Regions from separate parts of the Homo sapiens genome. Here region 1 is linked to region 2. A link is an interaction called in ENCODE POLR2A ChIA-PET data of the cell type or tissue named here. Cell type or tissue: Caco-2. All regions are shown on one strand. Links, peaks and the distances in the headings refer to the core of each region. The heading gives the core; the rest is flanking DNA. Region 1 has its middle 7.7 kb from the start of ANXA4. Region 2 overlaps PCBP1-AS1 (PCBP1 antisense RNA 1).

Region 1 (2,801 bases), core at 260-2,759, 350 kb before region 2:
GGAATTTAGTGAGGTTTTCTTTGCAAATAAATATGTTGTCAGTTTTTGTAAATGTTTAGTAGACAACTGAAAAAAATAGCCTTTAATAGTAAAATGAAGCATTATTAAAAACGCTTGTTCTTGTAGATAGAGTAAATTTTCATCTTTAGGGATATTGAGGCAAAATGTTTATTTACTTAATGAAAATTAACATCTGAATTAGTCTTAAGATTTACTGGAAAATAAAACATGAAGAATTATTGGTGTTAAGCTATTAATCTGCTATAACAGCTGTCATCTTAGATCTAACACCAGAAAACTGTTGGTAAAAATCTGCAATTTGGCTGGGCCTGGTGGCTCACACCTGTAATCCCAACACTTTGGGAGACTGAGGCTGGAGGATCACCTGAGCCCAGGAGTTTGAGACCAATCTGGGCAATATAGTGAGACCCCATCTACAAAAAATAGAAAAAATTAGGTGGGCATGGTGGGCATGCCTGTGGTCCCAGCTGAGGAGCCCAGCTCAGGAGGCTGAGCCAGGAGGATCACTTAAGCACAGGAAGTTGAGACTTCAGTGAGCAGTGATTGCACCACTGCACTCCAGCCTGGGTGACAGAGTGAAACCCTGTCTTAGAAAAAAAAAAAAAAGAAAAGACAGGAAAAGAAAATAAGGTGTTTTCTGTGAACTCTAGTCCAGTTCATAAATATTAATTCTGCCTTATGAATAATAATATTCAGATTTGTCCATTTTTGGCCTGTTTTAATCTATGAAAGACAAAGCAGAAGCTGTTTAAAATTTACTTTTGCTTCATACTGTAAAACTTAAAAAATACTTTCTTCTTTGACCTCTTAGGTGTTATGTTTTTTATGTTCCCGAATTTTTTTTACAGTTCTATATAATTTTTTATGCTTACTCATCCTTGAAGGTTGAAAACTCTATCCATGCTTTGCATTTGTTCCAATATGGGATGAGCTATTTTTTTTTTTTAATCTGGCCTTACTGAATCAATGAGCTAATTCTTTTTGGCTCCCTGCCTGTCTATTTTGATGCTCTTAGAATCTTCCTCTCATTATCCTAGGCTGCAGGGTTGGGTACCTTCCAGCAGCTTGAAAGGATGGTGGAGGAAGCCATCTGGCAAGGAAAGTCACCCTGGCAAAGTTTCTTCTCAAGGCTTTGCTAACCCACTGTCCCAAGGAGCCAAAGGTTATCTGGCCTCTAGTCTCTCCTCCTCACTGGCCAGCAGCCAGACTGGACGTGGCCTGGCCATCCTCCTGAGACTACCATTGCCAATATTGTAACAGTGAGAGAAATCGAACATAGCTGACTCCATCTTGCTTCTGACCTCACAAGCTAACTGCCTTCGTGCATTCCTGCATGTAGACTAAGCTAATCATGGAAAGAATTTAGATTATAGTTTAACTGTAGAACTAATGATTACCTCTGTTTTGAAATAGACCCCTGAGGAGATAAGGAAGTATGCACACAACATTTAAACAATGCTGTCTTGACGATTTATAGCAATAACGTGGACCTGACAAGCATTTGACCATGAACAAAGAAGTTTTGCAACCTCCTTGGAGCCCTGCTGATGCCCAGATGTCTGTGGTCACCAGTCACCTCTAGACCTTAACCCCTCTCTGTTCTCCCTTCCCCTAACATAAAAGGAGCCAAAAAAATCCATGAACTTAAGATGATTCTTTAGGACACTAGGCCACCATTTTCTCAGTTTGCTTGTTCCCCCCAAAAAAGTCATCTTCCAGCCGGGTGCAGTGGCTTAAACCTGTAATCCCAGCACTTTGTTTCTCCGGTTTTTGAGATAGGAGGGGCCCTCTAGTAGTGTCAACTTGAGTATAGTGTACCCACAGTTTTATTCCAGCAAACTTCACTGATGAGTGGGTATTCAGCAACATCTCAAACAATCCCATTCACTTGTTCCTTCTAGGTGTCATTCCACAGTCACCCCTTGTCAACCCTGCCCAGTTCCACTGAAAGTAGCCAAATGAGAGACAACATCCTGTTGTCCCCAACTCCACAAGATTATGGAATGAACCTTTGATACTGGGGAATTGTAACAGTGAAAGAAATCTAACATAGCTGACTCCATCTTGCTTCTAACCTCACAAGCTAACTGCTTTTGCTCATTCCTGCCTGTAGGCCAAGCTAATCATGGAAAGAATTTATTTTATATTTTAACTGTAGAACTAATGACTATCTGTCTTTTGAAACAGACCTCTGAGGAGGTAAGGAAGTATATACACAAGTAACAATGCTATCTTAAAGATTTATAGGAAAAGGGTGGATCTGACAAGCAGTTAACTATGAACAAAGAAGATGTGCAACCTCCTTGGACCCCTGCTGATGCCCAGATGTCTGTGGTCACCAGTCACCTCTGGACTTTAACTCCTTCCCTGTTCCCCTTTCCCCCAACATAAAAGGAGCCTAAAAATCTATCGACTTAGGGTGCTTTAGAACACTAGTCCACCATCGTCTTGGTTTACTGGCTCCCTGAAACAAAGTCATCTTCCTTGCCCCAACACCTTGTCTCTCAACTTGTTGGCTGCTGTGCAGTAAGCAGTATGAGCTTTGGACTCAACTGCAGTATCAGAGGGGAGACTTGCCACTCTGGGAAAAAAAAAATCCCCTATTTGCATGTCTTGGGCCATTTCAGTGAGTATTTAGAGAGGAGATTCAGAAGTCTAGGCTAAAACCCAATTTTACCTGGCAGTGTTCTGCTTGTCTATCGCTCCAAAAAATAACACTCAAAATTCAGGGGTGTGAAACAATCACAATCATTTATTATTATCTCTCATGATTCTGGTGA
Region 2 (2,801 bases), core at 282-2,781:
TGAGAAGGAGGAACCAGTGAGGCAGGAACAGCATCAAGGGAGTGACATCCTGGAAGACAAGTGAAGCTAGGGTGCAACAGAGTATCAAATGCTACTGAGATATCAAGAATAAAAATGGGTGAGAAATGACCACTGACTCTACATACATTTTCTAAACCTGTTCTTTCCTATTCCACGCATAACACTTTTCTTCTCTTTTAATCCACATAAAAATCCCAGTACTATCCAATGAACACACAGAAGGGTTCTATTTAATTCAGCTATATCCGTGTCTCAGAAATACAAAAAGCAAAAATCAATGCTCTTAATCGGGACACAACAAATATTACACAGTGAATAATGTTGAACAAATGCTTTGTCTGGTTGAAGTAACTGTCTCTCTGAAACAAAATCCGTTAAGTCTTGCTTGTGCTTAGTAAGTGGGATCAGAGAAATGAGTTATTTAAATGTATTTTTTTTGTTCTGCATAAAGTAGCAATCATTCTTGAACTCCTTTCTCTCCCCTCTAACTCAAACCTCCTAACCAGCTTAACAAAGACCCTAAATTTCCATACATACCCCTCCTCAAAAACAAAGCAAAACATGGTAAGATTCAGAAGTTAGAGAGAAAGGAGTAGGCTGTGCCCTGCCCCTTCTGTTTTTTTTTTTTTGAGACAGTTTCACTCTTGTTGCCTGGGCTGAAGTGCAATGGCACCATCTTGGGTCACTGCAACCTCCGCCTCCCAGGTTCAAGCAATTCTCCTACCTCAGCCACCCAAGTAGCTGGGATTGTAGGCATGTGCCACCACACTCAGCTAATTTTTGTATTTTTAGTAGAGACAGGGTTTCACCACGTTGGCCAGGCTGGTCTCGAACTCCTGACCTCAGGTGATCTGCCCGCCTCGGCCGCCCAAAGTGCTGGGATTACAGGCGTGAGCCACTGTGCCCGGCCACCCCTTCTTTTTTTTATAGGACAGAGAGTTATCAATCATTTGCTAACTCAAAGGTCAGGTTTAATTTACATTTTCTCCTTAGAATCTCTGGACAGGAAGTATAATTTCTGATGTCTTCACCTTAAAAGAGAATTATTGCTATAAAATAAAGCCTTTAACTTTCTGTGCTCTAGCAAGTATAGTCAAATCTCAATAATATACACTAGTGAAGTAGCAAAACAATAGTCACCAAAAACTGGATAATGTAAACATCCTTCATTCATATCTTTCTGAAATGACTACAACTTCTCAATTGACTGTGCTTTCTTTGACTTCAGGCCTTTGCTTCCTCTGCCTGGAATACCCTTCCCTGTCCTCCACTTTGCAGTCTGCTAGTTTGAAACTCCTTACCTCAACCTGCCCAGCAGCTGGGCTAACTGTTTTGGTAGACACAGGGGCTCCCTATGTTGCCCGGGCTTGTCTTGAATTCGTAGGCTCAAACAATCCTCCTGCCTCTGCGCCCAAAGTGCAGGGATTACAGGTGTGAGCCACCACACCCAGCTATACCAACCCCAACACATTTCTTACATTTCTCAGAGAACCAAGAAGTGATCTCCTAACAGCAGTGCAGGGTCACCAGCATATGAGGTCAAATTGTTACTATCTACAATATGGGTAAGATACATTGCTTGGAAGTGCCTGTTTCTGGCTTCTGGCTGGAGGCTCACTTCCCAGCCTGGCATTTATTTATGAGAAATAAAGCTCTCCTTTCCAAATAAAAAAATTTTCCATCCTGGCTAACACAGTGAAACCCCATCTCTACTAAAAATACTGAAAAATTAGCCAGGCATGGTGGAACACGCCTGTAGTGCCAGCTACTCGGGTTGCTGAGGCAGGAGAATCACTTGAACCCGGGAAGCAGAGGTTGCAGTGAGCCGAGATTGCGCCACTGCACTCCATCCTGGTGACACAGCAAGACTCCATCTTAAAAAAAAAAAAAAATTTTTCAACAGATATATTTCCAACTGTAGTAACCTAGAAAGTAACAGGGGAAAGGCTCTCTCAATTTACTCTTTATTTTTTATTTTCTTTTTTTAGATAAGGTCTCACTCTGTTGTCCGGACTGAAGTGCAGTGACGCGATCATGGCTCAATACAGCCTCCAACTCCCGGGCTCAAGTGATTCTCCCATCTCAGCCTTGCAAGTAGCTGGGACTACAGGTGCACGCCACCACACCCAGTTAATGTTTTTATTTTTTTGTAGAGACAGGGTCTCACCATGTTGCCCAGACAGGTCTCCAACACCTGGACTCAAGTGATCCTCCTGCTTCAGCCTCCCAAAATGCTGGGATTACAGGTGTGAACCACCGTGCCCAGACTACTATTACTTTAAATAAAAGAGAAATAGAAAGATAAATCTTAAGAGAGAAAAAGAAACCACTTAAAAAAAAAAGCTACGTTAGTAGGGCAATTTTTTATTTTTATTTTTTGAGACAGAGTCTCACTCTGTCTCCCAGGCTGGAGTACAGTGGCACCATCTCAGCTCACTGCAACCTCTGCCTCCCAGGTTCACATTCACATGCCTCAGCCTCCCGAGTAGCTGGGATTACAGGCACGCACCATCACGCCCAGCTAATTTGTGTGTGTGTGTGTATTTTTAGTAGAGACACAGTTTTGCCATGTTGGTCAGGCTGGTCTCGAACTCCTGACCTCAGATGGTCTACCCGCCTCACCACCTCATCCACAGTACTTGGCCAGTACGGCAACTTTAAATAGCTATAGGCCAGGCATGGTGACTCACACCAGAAATCCCAGGACTTTGGGAGGCTGAGGCAGAAGAATCACTTGAGCTCAGGAATTCAAAACCAACCTGAGCAACACAGCAAGACCT

The links. Peaks named below come from ENCODE experiments on the same cell type or tissue, not always from the same donor. Only the 100,000 strongest peaks of a DNase experiment are listed, where the experiment ranks them.
Region 1: POLR2A ChIA-PET joins it to region 2 with 5 read pairs; 3 of 35 experiments call an interaction of 5 or more read pairs at or near these places.

Annotation. Positions count from the first base shown.
Region 1 is chr2:69,733,001-69,735,801 of GRCh38, forward strand. It overlaps a transcript of ANXA4 not described here. Among named protein-coding and RNA genes, the nearest start is that of ANXA4, 7.7 kb to the right of the region's middle. In Caco-2, for the core only: no CTCF peak of the experiment used is centred there; a DNase peak (open chromatin) is centred at 1,561.
Region 2 is chr2:70,079,596-70,082,396 of GRCh38, forward strand. PCBP1-AS1 (PCBP1 antisense RNA 1) reads right to left here. Exons shown (of 11, transcript NR_033872.1): 4 at 1,775-1,895. It also overlaps a transcript of ASPRV1 not described here. Among named protein-coding and RNA genes, the nearest start is that of PCBP1-AS1, 6.0 kb to the right of the region's middle. In Caco-2, for the core only: no CTCF peak of the experiment used is centred there; no DNase peak of the experiment used is centred there.